2 separate regions of the Homo sapiens genome follow, and region 2 is linked to region 1. Evidence: chromatin loops called from intact Hi-C (ENCODE). Cell type or tissue: gastrocnemius medialis. All regions are shown on one strand.

What was found. Hi-C counts contacts between places; a loop is a spot of excess contacts. Peaks named below come from ENCODE experiments on the same cell type or tissue, not always from the same donor. Only the 100,000 strongest peaks of a DNase experiment are listed, where the experiment ranks them.
Region 2: a loop joins it to region 1, with 1.9 times the contacts of the local background. A loop is called at or near these places in 7 of 110 quality-filtered maps.

The regions. Positions count from the first base shown.
Region 1 is chr16:82,735,581-82,743,580 of GRCh38, forward strand. The region is part of intron 1 of CDH13 (cadherin 13); the gene reads left to right. Among named protein-coding and RNA genes, the nearest start is that of MIR8058, 51 kb to the left of the region's middle. RefSeq lists an enhancer at 1-862. In gastrocnemius medialis, a CTCF peak has its summit at 3,316 (motif pointing left); no DNase peak of the experiment used is centred here; H3K4me3 peaks cover 662 bases; H3K27ac peaks cover 2,947 bases.
Region 2 is chr16:83,055,991-83,063,990 of GRCh38, forward strand. All of the region lies in intron 3 of CDH13 (cadherin 13), which reads left to right. Among named protein-coding and RNA genes, the nearest start is that of CDH13-AS1, 340 kb to the right of the region's middle. In gastrocnemius medialis, no CTCF peak of the experiment used is centred here; a DNase peak (open chromatin) is centred at 3,502; H3K27ac peaks cover 584 bases.

The DNA of each region.
Region 1 (8,000 bases):
GAATAAGCTTATAGATTTTAGCACATTTATTGCAGTGTGATGTGGTTTGACACAGTGTCTATGAGCTGTGTGGGGTGAAATGGAAGGTTTAAATGGATTCCAGCTTCATTATCCCACTGTGATCTGAGGAAAGCGAGACCACAATGTTGCCATCCAGTAAAGCACTTTATCACATTCCTTCCCAAGTTGAACAGCAGCGTTCTGCCAAAGAAAAGCTATTTGCTGGGTAGACTCTTTAGCAAGTTTCATTTTTAACTTGGGTGCCAAGCCAGCCAATAGAATCTAATGGGCTTTGCTTACAATGTGCATGGCTTGGCTATTTACATGAGATTGACAGCACGAGAAAAACCAGACGCTATACTCACTAGGCTGATTTAGAGGTTTCTCTGCTCATTTGAATTCAGCCAAGCTAGTCAGTCTAGCCCTGGGAAAACCTGCAAGAGTAAAAAGAGAACCAATAAAAGCGATTCATGAAAAACCTGAAGTGCATAAGAAATTAATTCCCCTGAGTTTCCAAACTAGTCAGTAAGCTGCGCTGAGGTTTTGCTTTCTATGTTTCTCCTTTGCTTAGGGACTGGTCAAAATCTCGAAGCCACTTGTTGATTTTTCTCTCTTTAAACTGCTTTGATGGAAGAACACCCAGGGTGTAATGGGCACCTGGGTGGGTGGATGCCTAACTAAATATATTTATATAATCCTTGAAACATGTTTAACTCTGGAGGTTAAGGAAGGCCCAAAGACAAAGCGGAGTTGTTAAGGGAAGAAAAAAACAGAACTTCTTAAAGGTTGACACGGTGCCACTCATTAATTCTAGAAAAGTTTGCAGGGGCTGTTACATGTCAGACACAATGCTAGCCTTCCCAGATGCATTGATGAACAAGTTGCAATTCTTGCTGTGGTGAGCTAATGGTAAAAATAAACAGAGCACTGCCACACACAGACATAAGAGCCATGGGGCAGCATCCCATTCCAATGCCTGGTACATATTAGGAACCCACTAAATACTTGTTAAGGTTCATTTTGTGATGGTATTTTTTTCCTCTCTCCGCTAGCTTAAATCTGTTCAAGTCTCCCATGGTTAATACGATAATTTTTCTGATGTTTATCACCAATAAATTTTTAGAAAAATCAGGCTACACAGTCACTCTCTCCACCTTCTTAGGATACACTCACTCTCTTACCCTTTCACTCCTTCGGGCAATTTGATCTGCTATCTTTTCCCACCACTTTAAGAGAAGGACTCTTGATGGGGTTCCCACACCTGGTCAGATGGCCTCTCTTGGTTGTCTTCCTCAATCCTTTCATTGTGTTGTAGTTGGGCAGTTCCTCCACCTTTCACTTCTCAGATGCAGCATAATCGTGTTTCTTCCTCCCCTCTGAATATTCCTTTTCTGCCTCTCTGCATTCCTTTTCCTCTTCCCAACACCTAAGTGATTCTTAAAAATATTCTCTGACTTTCTATGCCTTCTCCATCAGTGTTAGTTTCAAGTTATCTTGTCATAGTTTCATTTAGGAGATAATGCCTGAATCTTTATCTTAAGCCTTGAACCCTCTAGAACAATTTCATTTGTGTGCTGGGCACCTGGATGTCCCAAAGGCATGTGAACTCATCATATCAGGAGTCAAACTCATTCTGACTAATTTTATTTAATGCTATTTCCATTCACTTGGTCATCCAGGTGGAGACCTGAGGGTCAAGATGGAGCCCTCTCCCATGTCTCTCTCTTTGCTGCTCTCAGATGGACCCAGGGGTCATGTGCTGTCAACTCATCCATCACTATATTTTTCTCCTTTGCCCTTCCATGTTATTTCCATTTCACCCACCGTTGTGTGATACCACAGCGTCTGTTTTACCTCCCACTGAACAAAAGAAATATAATCCTTGAAACGTGCTCCTTAGTGTGGAAGAGAGGGGTGGTCTGATGACTTGTTTCAAAATGATCTCAATATCAACCACTGCCCCAACGGTCTTGCATTTCATACTTAAGCAACATATTTCAATGCAGAGAAGGTTTATAGTGTGGTGGGGATTTGAGGGTAGCTTTTCAATTCTGCTCTGTTTGATTTTTGACTGATGACCCCAGACACAGAGATTTGGCCTGGCAGAACCTGCCCTTAGTTCTATAGAGGACACCTTCCCCATACTTTTTTCTCCTTTTCCTCTTCCTCTATAAACTCTAGGTTCTTTCACTGCATTTCTTTTTTGTAAACAGCTTTACTGAGGTATAATTGACCTACAAAAAATTGCTCCGGTTTAATGTATACAGTGTGATGAGTTTGGATATATACAAGCACTGGTGAAACCATCAGCTTCATAATCAAGGCTTCCAATATCATTCACCTCCAAACGTTTCCTTATGCCCCTCCAGTGTTTGTTGATTTGTTTGTGGTAAGAACACCCACCATGCAATCTACCCTCTTAATAAAATGTTTAAGTGCACAATGCAGTACTGTCAATTACAGGCGCTGTGTTGTACAGCAGACCTCTAGAGCTTACTGATCTTGCTAAACTAGCCACTTGTCACACATTCGTTAGGTTTCATGACAGTCTGTCCTCTGAGATGGGCTAAGAGTTAGTCTGCTCTCAAAGAGTTTCTTGCAAGAATATGATGGGTGCTTTGTGGTGAAAAGTGAAATAGCAATAAAAAAAATCAGTCACTTCCATTGTAAAAATAAACGTAACTGCATGGCCAATATGTTATTCTAAAACAGAAGTTGGCTTCTTACCTGGCTTTACCGTGCACGGAGGACTTTAATTTGTGTTCCTGTCAAACTCTAGGAATGTGAAAATGTGGAAAGCCCATCCCAAACAAAAATAAGCCTCTTGCCGGAGTCCTCACCTGAAATCTCTCTCATTCTCACCCATTCACCTTTCAAATCTGTGCTTTTAGCACATCACCTTTCTGCCCTAAAACGTTTAGTGGCTCACAAGCTAGTTTCCAAATTCCTTAGCTTAGTAGTTAGCCCTCCGCTACCTTTTCTTAATGCACTTTTACACTTTTCTCCATGCTGTAACTAAACAGCACTACCTACTAAAATAGAAAGATACCTTTCAGGTTCCTGACCTCATGCCAGTATCTACCATTTCCTTTTCCTAGAATTCTCTCTTTCTCCTTATTTAAATCCTGTGCATTCTCTAGTGCATTTGGGGGAAAATGTCATCTCTTTCTGTAGGCATTAACTCTCTATGCCCTAAAATTTCATATAACCTTGGTGGTTCCTTTTATCTCACACATTTCGCTTATTTCTTTGACTAATGTTATTCATGAACATGTCTTACCATTTATTCTGCTGCACCTACAACCCCTGGTGGCCAGTGGCTGTCTTACTAACTTTTGTGTTCCCTGTGCCTCACACATCACAGACTTTCCAGAACCTTTTAGTGGATAAAGTTAATGCAGAAATGAGTTAAATATTCAAAGAAGCAGTGAGCAAGATACGTTTTTTATTCTTCCTTTCGGAAATGAATCCTTGCTCTTCCCCACCCCTGGGAACTGTGCCCTGGTTATGATTGAGATCTCATAGTCACTCATCATTCATTCTTTAGTTAGAATTGCATAACATTTTATTCTTTACAATAAAGATAACTTGTTAATTGCTTAACCAGATGTGATTTTACTATTATATTTTTTAGTAATTACATAAATCAGAGGAAAAATCCTTTTCAGATGATATGCCCTTATGTGTGATTTAGACAAGCTGACCACCTACTTTTAGATAAAGAAATCATCTTCTGCCAAGATGGGGCTAGATGTGAGGGAAGAGAAGTTTCCTACCAAGAATTTCCATTTAAATTCAAATTTAGAAGCTTTCTTAGTCCCTGAGTCTTATTCCACTTCAGACTTGTTGAAATTTTCCTCATGAAATATGCTTTAGTTGTCTTGGTAAATTTTAAGAGTGAGAGAAGACCAAGTAACAGTTTACAAAGGTAAGAATCATTTAAACCTACTTACTCTCCCTGTTTAAGCAATGAGGAGGATTCTGTTTATTTATTTTTAAAAAGTGTTAAGGGAAGAAGTGCTATTTCAAATTAAATGAAGACACGGGAATTTGCCTTTAATTATTTAAAATAGTTTAAATCTTGTTGTTCAAACAACACCTTGTCTCTACAAAAGAAAAAGGAAAATACGATGACACTCAGACTTTGTCAACTTTTTCCAAATATTAGCAAGTTAAAAAAAACTATTGGTTCTGAATGGTGAGATAAATATATGCCACCTGTAATATTTACCTGAATAGTATATATTCAGAATGCAATATTGTGTAATCTCTTTTAACTTCAAAATAACCCTTCTTTGCCCTGCAAAGATACTTGAACTCTTGGTGTTGGCTACCTATGAAATTATGTCAAACACATAGATTCTACATCTCCAGATATTCAAAACTAATTATCCCTTAATTTGCAAGTGAAAGCAAAATACCACCTAATAGACCATTTCTCTGGTAAACCTTTCTTTATCTTAATGAGCAGAATGTGGACGCCTATTACAACCTGATTTTAAAACCTCCGTGCCACTCAACAGCTTACTCATAAGACTGACCAGAAGGAGGCAACAAAGATGTAAATATTCTTATTTACAATATGGACTGAGCTCATATCTGTCTATTTAGCATTTTATTATAATGCATGCCATCCCAACAGAATCAATAGTTGATTGATTTCTTATGTAAGAGACTTGAGTACTTTAATTCTGGATGGAAACTCATCAGCAACTTCCAGTTGATGAGATGACGTTCTCCATTTGGTGAAACTGGGCTACATTTAATCATCACAAACTTCAAATTGTATTATCCCACTTTCCAGATAATGTACAGCGTATTAGCCCAACCCGCTTTCTTCAGAAGTGTCTTTAAACAGAGATGGGCTGTATCTAGATAGGGGTGGAATATGCCAGTGTATCGGTTAGCCGTTCCTATAATAATGCTGCATAACAAGCCATGCTAAAATTCCATGGCTTACACATTGCTCCATAGGCTGAGGGGTTGGCTGATCTAGGCTGGGCTCAGCTGGGCTTGACTCCAGACTGTGGGTTTCATTCAGGTCTGCTCCATGGACGTCTCATTCTTCTGAGGACAGCGTGCTCCTTCGGAAACATTCTTTTCCTGATGGAGACTGAAAGTTTCCAGGTTAGCATATAGAAACACATGATGCTTCTTGAAGTCTAGGTAGGAACTGGTGCTCAGTCACTTCCACCCACTGGGCAAAGCAAGTCCAATATCAATGGGGGAACATTCTGTTTGGAAGAACTTCAAAGCCTCATAGCAAAAGCCTCCATATGGGGAGTAGTGAAAAATTGGGAAAAATAATACATTCGATCACAGCTGCTTTGTTTTAGGGTTTATATAAAAGAAATAACTTTAAAAGGGGTTACCTCCTTCTCATGCCTATATTTTTAAAAGTAAGTGTATTACTCTACATTGAATAACCCAAGCTAAAAGTATTTTATAGTTAACCTTGACCTAGTATACATACTCTCTCACTCTCACTCTCCCCACACCCCCAAACCCAACAATGACCACAGATCTTCCTTTCCTTCCACTTTCACAACCCAAAACTTGTCCTGTTCATTCTCTGCTCAAAAGCCCATCAGTGAATCCCTGTTGCCATTGATATAGCTCAAACCCTCGGCTAGCTTTACAATAACCTTCACAGTGTGTGGTTTGTCTCTTCCATCATTCTGTGTGAATTTACTTGTCTGTCTTTCCACATGTTATTTCCTTTGCTGGGACACTCTCTTTTCTCTCTCCCACCTGCCTGGTGAATTGATGTTTATTCGTCAGAGCCCAGCTCAAACTTTACAACGTCTGCACATCCTTCACTAATCCCCTGCAGGCTTTTCTGTTTCCTTATCTGTGGTTTACAAGCATTTTATACATATGGCTATAAAGCACTTATAATAATAGACTGGAATTAGTCATTCATGCGCCTTTTGCTGCTAGCCTGTGAAATCCTTGAAGATGGGGGTCCATGCCTCATTCATTTTCTATCGTTAGCATTCATCTCCATGCCTGTAACATGGTAGGCTTCAAATAAGGTGGTTGGATTGAAAAGAAGGAGATTTTAAAAATAAGCATTTAAGAAATAAAAAGGAGAAACAGCCATGGCACAAACAGTTATGTTCAACCTCGCCATTAATTAAAGACACTATAAACAAATAAAAATTATAGATCAATTTTTATTTTTCAAATAGGGAATTATGTTTTTAGAAAGACAAGACATAGTATTGAAAAAAACATGGATATCTGGCATTGCCAACTGGAGTCTAACTGACAACTTTCAGGGATTTTTATCATTTCTCTTTCTCAAGTACTTAAATATATTCATATGTGTTGACCCAGAAATTTGATTTTAAATAATTTATCAAGTGGAAATAAAGATGTGAAAAAATTACATAGGATTGCTGATTATAGCATCATTTATAGTAGGAAAAAATTGAAACACTCTAAATTTCTTACAATATCAGCCCGGTTATATAAAATCATGGTGTAGATATAACATTGGGCCAAAACGTCTGCCATTATTAGAGGCACAGTTAATAAAATGGGAAAAGGTTTACCATGTATGTTCCAACATAAGAAATTAAGAGCACAAGAAATGAGAATCTTGTAAAATATAAGGGCTATTGTTAGTTACATCCCATGTACGCCAAAAACTGAATTTGAAAGAAATACAGGAAAATATTAATAGTGATTACATTTGGATGTAATAATCACAGGATGATCTTATTTTTATTTTTTTCTTTTTGCCTTTCTCTAGTTTCCAAATTTTCTACAATGAACATACATAGCATTTATAGTAAATGAAAAGATCTAAAAATATTTTAAAGATATAATTATGATACAGTAACTTGTACTGTTAACTGGGCTTGTGTGAGCTCTAAGTTATTGATTATGTATAGCTCTTTATGTGAGTTTCTGCTACTTTTGAGCCTTGACTTGTTTATCTTTAGATTGGGTTCCATTTCTCTTTTGTAATTAACTAAGAACTGAAATGAATTTTCTAAATAGAATTGTTCTTAATTTAAATATGAAATTCTGTTTTCTCTAATGTAATTGTACCTGAGTGAAAGTAACTGCAATGAGGACTATAAAGGAAGATAAAGTAGGAATATGATGTATAATTTCCCTTTGCATAATTGTAACTCTGAAGAACGCATGCTCCCAGCAGAAAAGTAATTTAAATTATATCACAACAAATGCCATATTTTAAAATAGAAACTATCCATCATGTACTGAGTAAAGCTGGTGGCAACCTATACATCTCAAAAATATACTGAAAATCCCTCCATGAGTCCATTAAAAACAAATTGATTGGTTTAATTCCAGCACATGCTGAAGGAAAGTATAAGTGACATTAATGTAATTTTAAGTGCATAAAATTACTAATTACATATTTAGAAAAAAATTATGTAAGAGAATAACCATGAGAAATAATTTTTATTATAAAATATTGAAATGTGTACAATGTGAACAGAATAGTATAATAAATCCCATGTATGTAGCGCCCACAACACCTTTTATTTCTCAGTACAATTTTTATTTTGGAAATGATTTTTAAAAATGTAGAACAATACTTTTGTCTTTATCTTCTGGGCAAAACCAGTTTTGAACAACAGTGAACATTTTAATAATTGTAGACCAGTGCTAATATGTTTTTTGTTTTTGAGACAGGGTCTCGCTCTGCTGCCCAGGCTGGAGCGCGGTGGCACTCTCTCAGCTCACTGCAGCCTCAGACTTCCCGGGCTTAGGCGATCCTCCCACCTCAGCCTTTTAGGTAGTGGGGCCTACAGGCGCAGACCACGGCACCTGGCTAATTTTTGCATTTTTTTGTAGTGACAGGGTCTCACCGTATTGCCCAGGATAGTCTCAAACGATCCACTCACCCACTTCAGCCTCCCAAAATGGTGAGATTACAGGCATTAGCCACTGCACCCATCTACTAATACATATTTTGAAGGCATAATTTGAAATCTGTTGGAACAAATGCTCCAGCAAAGACA
Region 2 (8,000 bases), 320 kb after region 1:
CTCCTACAAAAATATAACAAAAGGGCAGAGAACCCAACTAACAATGGAGGAAATATTTAACAGGCTTTTAACAAAAGAGGATATCTACATGACCACTAAACATATTAAAAGGTTTTTAGCATCACTAGTCATCAAGGAAATGCAAAGGAAAACTACACGGAAATTATTCAGATACTATTATACACACATGTGAAAATTAATTAGAATTTAAAAAGTAAGTATAATAACAATAGCAAGGACGTGTGGCAATCAGAATTCTCACACACTGTAAAGCTGAACATTCTTGACCTAGAAATCCTACTTCCAGATCTATAACTAAAACAAATGTATACACATGTACACTAAAGGCTCTTACAAGAAAGTCCAGAATAACACTTTGTAATAGCTAAAAACTGGAAACAACTCAAAAGTCCATCAAGGGACAAATGGATAAATTTTGGCACATATATCATATGTATATACCAAATACATAGCAAAAAAAAAAGCAACTGTTATTATGCTCAAAAATATGGATAAACTTAATAGGCATAACATTGCATGAAAGAAGCCAGATAGGGAAGGGAATATCCTATGGAAATGAAGTTCAACAGCAGGCAGAACTAACTAATCTCTGTTGAGCTATAGATGGTGATGTGAACTAATCTATATTGAGCCAGGATGGTGGTGATATGGTTTGGCCGTGTCACCATCCAAGTCTCATCTTGAAGTGCAGCTCCCATAATCCCCACATGTCACGGGAGGGATCCAGTGGCAGGTAATTGAATCACGGGGGTGGGTTTTTCCCATGCTGTTCTCGTGATAGTGAATAAGTCTCACGAGATTTGATGGTTTTATAGAAGAGAGTTCCCTACACACGCTCTCTTGCCTGCTGCCGTGTAGGATGTGCCTTTGCTCATCCTTCACCTTCTGCCATGATTGTGAGTCCTCCCCGGCTATGTGGAACTGTGAGTCCATTAAACCTTTTTTACTCTTTTTTGTTTGTTTGTTTGTTTTTTGAGATGGAGTCTCACTCTGTCGCCAGTCTGGAGTGCAGTGGTGCATTCTCAGCTCACTGCAACCTCTGACTCCCTGGTTCAAGTGATTCTCCTGCCTCAGCCTCCTAAGTAGCTGGGATTACAGGCACGTGCCACCACACCCAGCTAATTTTTATATTTTTAGGAGAAATGGGGTTTCACCATGTTGGCCAGGATGGTCTTGATCTCCTGACCTCGTGATCCACCTGCCTGGGCCTCCCAAAGTACTGGCATTACAGGTGTAAGCCACTGCACCCCAGTCTCAGGTATGTCTTTATTAGCAACCTGAGAACAGACTAATACTTGTGGTTACCTTTGAAAAGGTGATGACTGGAAGGGGCCTGAGGGAGGTTTCTGAGATCATGACAGAGTTGTATGTCTTCATCTTTATGGTGGTGACATAGGTGTGTTCACTCAAAAAAAATTCACCAAACTGTACACTTACACTTTTGCAGTTTAATATATGAATGATACATGTTATGCTTTAATTAGAAAGTTAAAAGTAAGTTTTTTTCAAAAGTAGTAATTGGATGACTCCCGCTTTTATTGAGTTAGCAAGTATCTTTTACTGCCACTTTCTATTGTTAAAAAAAAAAAAAGGCTCACCACTGAGGCTGTAAGGCTAAATCCTTAGCATGACACACAAAACCATCTATAAACCAGTTTCTAGCCTTTCTTCCTGGCCATTCCCTTTGACCTGAGCTGTCTTGAATATTCTTAAGACTTGACAATACTAATTTTAAACCGTCTAAGATAAGATCACCTCCCACTCCAGAAAAGGGGTGAGGGTAGATGTTAAGACCAGAGTGTGCTTCCAGCACACTTGTATTTTTTATGGTACTAAGAAAGAAAAATGCTGACGCTTAAACCTGCACACAGTAATTCCTTAACATCAATGGTAAGGTTCCTCCCTAATTTTGAAGGCATTAAAATGGGGTCGGGGAAATGTCTTACAAATGATATTTTTTAAAAAAATAAAATAAAACAAAGATAATCATGTCTTGGATTATCATGACTCACAGCAACTTTACTTTCAAAAGTAAGAATATTTACTTCTAAAACTATGAAATCTTCACTATATTCTTAAAAATATAAATCGTTAAATGTCATTCTTTAGCTCTAAATACAAAGTTAGTTTGTTGAACTTCATGAGTTACGTCTTTTATCGGGCTTGGGGTGTGACCTTAGCCCCTCTCCTTTGTGAGGGGAGATGGCAGAACTCTCAGAAGCTTTTTCTATTCTCATCTTTGTTGGTTACTGGGGAAAAACTGGATTTCGCTGCACTCATCAAATAAAGAGGCCCAGGTAGCAGCGCCTCCACGTTTTGTTCAAGTGGGGTTTTCTGCGTGTGCCGCTGGCCAATTCTTCAAGAAAAGTGTTTGTTCTTCTCTGGCGGTTTGGTGTTCCTATGTTTCAACATGGGGGTACCAAATAATTCATTTCCCCTTTTCCCAACAGATGCATTCTTGTGACCTCACTGATGACAGGGGCGTCGTTTATTCTAACAAATGCTCTTGTCCAAATTCCAACCATGTTGCCAAGAGATGGCATAGCTGGTGAGGGCTGGACTTTAGGGGCCAATCTCCACTCCTGAGCTCCCCTGACCACACAGGAAGAAAACATTAATGATGTTCCCATACTGATGTTGTGGTGTAAGTGTCTCCTGTGTAAATAGAACTAAATATTTAGGAAAGAAAACAGAAGAGTCTTATGTAGTGCATTACAAACTAGAAAGCTTTTGAAGTCAGCATCTGGGATGGTCTTAAAAACAAACGTGCAGTCTGAGAGAAAGAATTACTGCTGACACACGCTGACCTCACAGAAACTATCTGGTGATGAGATTATCTCTCTTCCAGGACTCTAACAAGGCTTTGCAAGGATATTTTCTTGCTTTGCTTTGCTTTTTTTAATCTTCTTAACTGGTGGAACCTCTTGTTATGTGCAAATCTAATCCATTCTCATTCAAAGATGGATGTCCCGGTTTTACTGTATCTGCCTTAGTTGGAGATTCCCGGGAAGAAAAGCCCAGGACAAGTGGTCAGGTGCAGGAACTTGATCTGAGAGGTGGTCCCAGGAAGCAGAAGTGAGTTCATGGGGACATTGAGAAGAGGAAGGAGGCCAATCAAAAAAGAGCATTTCTGAGGTTGCTTCTGTACACAGGGGCTTCATTTCTTCAATTCTCCCAGATCCTCTGGGAACCCTATGAAATGCTTTTCAGAATTCTCAGAGTCATCCACCTGAAAAATAGAGGGACTGGAGCCTTTTTTCCTAGTCTCCCTACTGTCCATGGATTGAGAGTTGCCTGGGAGCAGGGAGAGCGGGTGTTAACTGCCTTCTGTTTAGAACAAGTTCCTGTATGTGTCAGAGATCTGGGGCAGGATGATTTGCAGTCATGTAAGCTTAGGTTGAACTCTGGGAGAGCCAGGTGAGTGTGTGCTCAAAAAGAACTGTCCAGTGCAGCTGCTGCTGAAATCAGAGGTGACTGCAAGGATGTAACACTGGCGCTCGGGTGTCTGCCATGGCCTAGGTTTCTTATGAGAGATTGAACTCTTCGGAGATTCCATCATTCAGAGCAGGCACAAGACGGTTTGGCCACCAATCTGGGTAGAGCCAGGCTGTTGCATGACAAGTCAGTCAGGAGAAAACTGAGGCTAGCAGGCTGACTTTCTGGTTCCATGACACACATCACATCTGCAATAGAGCTTAAAGACAGGGTGCTTATCCCTCAAACCTCCCTGTATCACTAACTTTCTTAATCCAGACTTTTGCCTTTGTTTTTTTTTTTGTTTGTTTTTTTTTTTTTTTTTTTTAGAAGGAGTCTCGCTCTGTCACCCAGGCTGGAGTGCAGTGGCAGGATCTTGGCTCACTGCAAACTCCACCTCCTGGTTCTCGCCATTCTCCTGCCTCAGCCTCCCGAGTAGCTGGGACTACAGGTGCCCGCCAGCACACCCAGCTAATATTTTTGTATTTAGAGTAGAGACGGGGTTTCACCGTGTTAGCCAGGGTGGTCTTGATCTCCTGACCTTGTGATCCGCAAGCCTCGGCCTCCCAAATTGCTGGGATTACAAACGTGAGCCACCGCACCCGGCCTACTTTTACGTCTCATAACCCAAAAGCTCTATGGCTTCAAAAATTCCCAACTCCTCAAAAAGCTGATTTTCTGTTTTATCAGTGCCCCTTTGATTGATAAACAATATATTAATATAAGATGGATATAAAGCAGATGTATTTTGTTGCCACAACTTCTTTGGTTCAAATTAAAGAATATAGGTCATTTGTCCCAGAGAGTCAGTCCAGCTGAAAAATTGTGGATGTTGATAAATGCGTAGGTCTCCATTCTTAAAAATCCAGCATTTTTGTATAGGAACAAAACTTTACTTGGATTATAAATTGCAGGCCTTCTTTGAAAAGACAAAGTGTGAAAGGGAAGAGAACTGTAGAGTCTTCCTGATGTTTACTGAGCCCTTACTCCAAACCAGGACTTAGGCTTGTTGCATCCCCTCCATTAACTCATGTCATATTGCCTAATTCATAAAGAGGCCCAGAGAGGCAGTCGAGGTGTAGAAAGGTTAAGTAACATTCCCACTGCCTCATAACTTGTAAGTAATGAAACTCTCCGGAAAAGTTGAGCTCAGATCTGAATCCAGAGCCTGCATGCCTAACCGCAGTGCAATGCTATCCTCACCTCACTGTGCAAATACATCTCAGATCTCTGCATTAGGATGCACAGGTTTACATTTTTTAAAAGCAGGTAATAACTGTCTTATTCTGTACCTATTGTCTGTTTTCACAGTCTGCTGTGAACCCTTGCTTTCAGCTGGGACACTGTTGCCTTCCACTGCCTTCCACAGCCTCTTTACTTCCCCTTAAACAACCTATTCCAACTGGTACTACTTGATAATAGTCATTTTCTCTCACCTGAAAGCATGCCTCTGTCAACCAGGCTCTTCCCCTCAATGGCTAATGACTCTCACTCCTACACTCCTGCAGAGGGCCTGGCACATAGTGGGTGCTTAATACAAGTTCCTTGGCACAAAGAATATAGGAATAAATACGGGGACTAAGGTATTGCGCTCTCCATTTTACAAAGGAGAAATCTAGCCTTGGTCTCTCTGATACCACAGTCTTTCCCAAAGTTGCACAGCACAGTGGAGGAGAGTTGGACCTAGGGCCCAGGTTTCCAGGATCCTGGTCTAGTGTAATGTCAGTTTCTAATTATGTGGTCCACACACATGAATATTTAAATCAGCATCTCCTGGAGATAACTCAAGAGGTGACTCTAATGGTAGACAATTGAGGCTGTACATCAGGGTTGCAAAGGGGCTTTGTCCGGATGAGTGGATTTTTTGTGTCCCTTACACCATGTGAATTCCCAGCATCATGGTTTATGCTAATCCTCTTTCCAAAATAGTTTCCTGGTGACCTTCTCCCTGTGCCAACCCCGGAATACAATGGGATGAGTAACTGGCAGGTCCAGATACAGAAAATGAGTGAGCAATGCCTTTCCCAGCTAAAAATTCTTCCAGCTCACCCATGGTGTGCTAGGGAAGATGTTCTCCTATGTCCTGAATGACCAGCAGCAGAGGATTCAGGGCACCCAATGCAAAATTGTCACCAAATGACTGTGACACTGAAGTGGCTCATGCTGCTCTTTGCACTGCATTAAGTGAAACCAGACGCCTCCAGTTAAACTCCAGTGAGCTAAAAAGTATAGTGATAAATATATGAAATGAGTAGAAAGAACAAAAATAAAGAAGCCTCACCCCAGATACGGCACTTATGAAGAATCTGTGTCTCAGTCTCCCAGCAAAATTGAAACGTAATTCAACTTCAGATGGTCAATGCCTGCCTTAATGCCCCATGCTAATGTCAGCCCTGAGATGTCACAATAGTCCAGGAGATGCTTACCTGAAGGAGAGGCCCTCTAGAGAGGCTGTGAGAACTGTGATTTGGAGCTCGAAACTGAGATAGTGAGCTGGGCAGGGTGACAATTTATGGAGAATGGGAAAAGGAAGAGGGAAGTATTTTAGCAAAACGGATGCTATCAGGATGGCTGAGGCTTTAGAACCAGATGGAGTGCTGTGGCCTCTCTTGGATGGATGCTGTTTCTGAGCTTTGCATCTGGAAAGACAGAGCCTGCTCTAGGAATAATGATGTCAAAGATCTTTCTCATTTTACTGTCTGGTTAAATATCACCTCTTCAGAGAAGCCTTCCCTTATCAACTTACTTAAATTGAGTACCCCCTGTCAGTTTTCTATCACAGTACCTCACTTGTGTGTGTTTTCCATTCATAGCATTTGTTACACTTTCACATTTTTAAAAGCGTTGTTTCTTTTTTTGTTTTTTGTCCATCTCCAGTTCCTATCAGTGCCCTACCATGTCCTTAACATTTAGCTTAGTGCCTGACACGTAGTGCTTCAGTAAGAAGTATCAATGTGGTAAGTGAATTTCTAATCGAATAGCAGTTACATCATAAATAGTCAATGATTCTTGTGATGTCTCATGGTCCCAGGGATCATGAGATACAGAGTGACAGAGGATGGAAGTTCAGTTTTCTTCTCTATGTAACAGGAAGCAAGGAAGTGATCGTCAGAATAACTGCAAGATGACCCTGCTGGCTGCTGTGTGACAGGGGATTAGAACAGTCATAAAAGCAGGTAGAGAGGTGTTTCAGTTAGCTATGGCTGTGTAACAAACTACTCCAAACTTAGAGACTTGAAATAATCATTCTATGTGGTCATGTTTCTGTGGGTCAAGAATTCCAGCAGGATTCAGCTGGTTGTCAACTGGGTCTTTCACATAGCTTTTTTCACCTGGTAACTTAGCTAGGCTGGAAAATCCAAGAAAGCTTCACTCATACACCTGGCACCTTGGTGATTCTTTGCATGCACCTTGGTGATTCTATGTGCTGTTTTGTCTCCCTCATAGCTAATCAGATGTCTTATGTGGTGGTTGGCATTTTTTTTTTTTTTTTTTGAGTCAGAGTATTGCTCTATTACCCAGGCTGGAGTTCAGGGTGCGATCTCGGCTCACTGCAACCTCTGACTTCCAGGTTCAAGTGAGTCTCCTGCATCAGCCTCCCTAATAGCTGAGACTACAGGCACGTGCCAGCACGTCTGGCTAATTTTTGTATTTTTAGTAGAGACAGGGTTTCACCATGTTGGCCAGGCTGGCCTTGAACTCTTGAACTCAGGTGATCCACCCACCTCAGCCTCCCAAAGTGCTGGAATTACAGGTGTGAGCTATCACGCCCAGCCTGGTGGTTGGCTTTTAAAGGGAGCAGGTCAACCATATGAAAACAGAAGCTATGGCTCTCTTGAGGCCCAGCCCCAGAAGTTACACACCATCAGTTCCCCTGTGTTCTGTTCGTCAAAGCAGCCCAAGATTATCTCAAAATCAAGAGGAAGGGAAATAGATTCAGCTCTTCATGAAGATTGGCAAGGAATGTGCAGCCATTTTCAAACCACCCCGCAGAGAGAATGGTTAGGACATTGTTATGATAAACCCAGCCTAAGGTTATAGCAATAGAGATGGACAGAGATGATTTAGCTGAAGATATAGCTGTAGTTAGCATGACCAGACTTGCCAATGGTTGTAATAGGGTGTCTGGATTAGGGAGATGTTGTTTATCTCTACTAGTTTCCTGTTAATTACTCTATGAACAAATTAGCACAAACTTTGTGGCTTAAAACAACACAAATTTATTCTGTTTTAGTTTTGGAGGCCAAAAGTTCAAAATGAGTTTCACAAGGCCAAAATCAAGGTGTCAGCAGAACTGGTTCCTTCTGGAGGCTCCAAGGAGCATTTGTTCCTTGTCTCTTCAGTCTCTGGAGGCAGTCGTGACCCCTTCTTACAACTTCAAAGGCAATTGTGTAACATTTTTGCAGGGAGAGTCCTGGGAACAGTGAGACAAGTTGGGGAGAGGCAAGTGGAAGGGACAGAATCAAGATTGAAGCAGGCTAAGTATGAAAAATTTGTAAGATGTC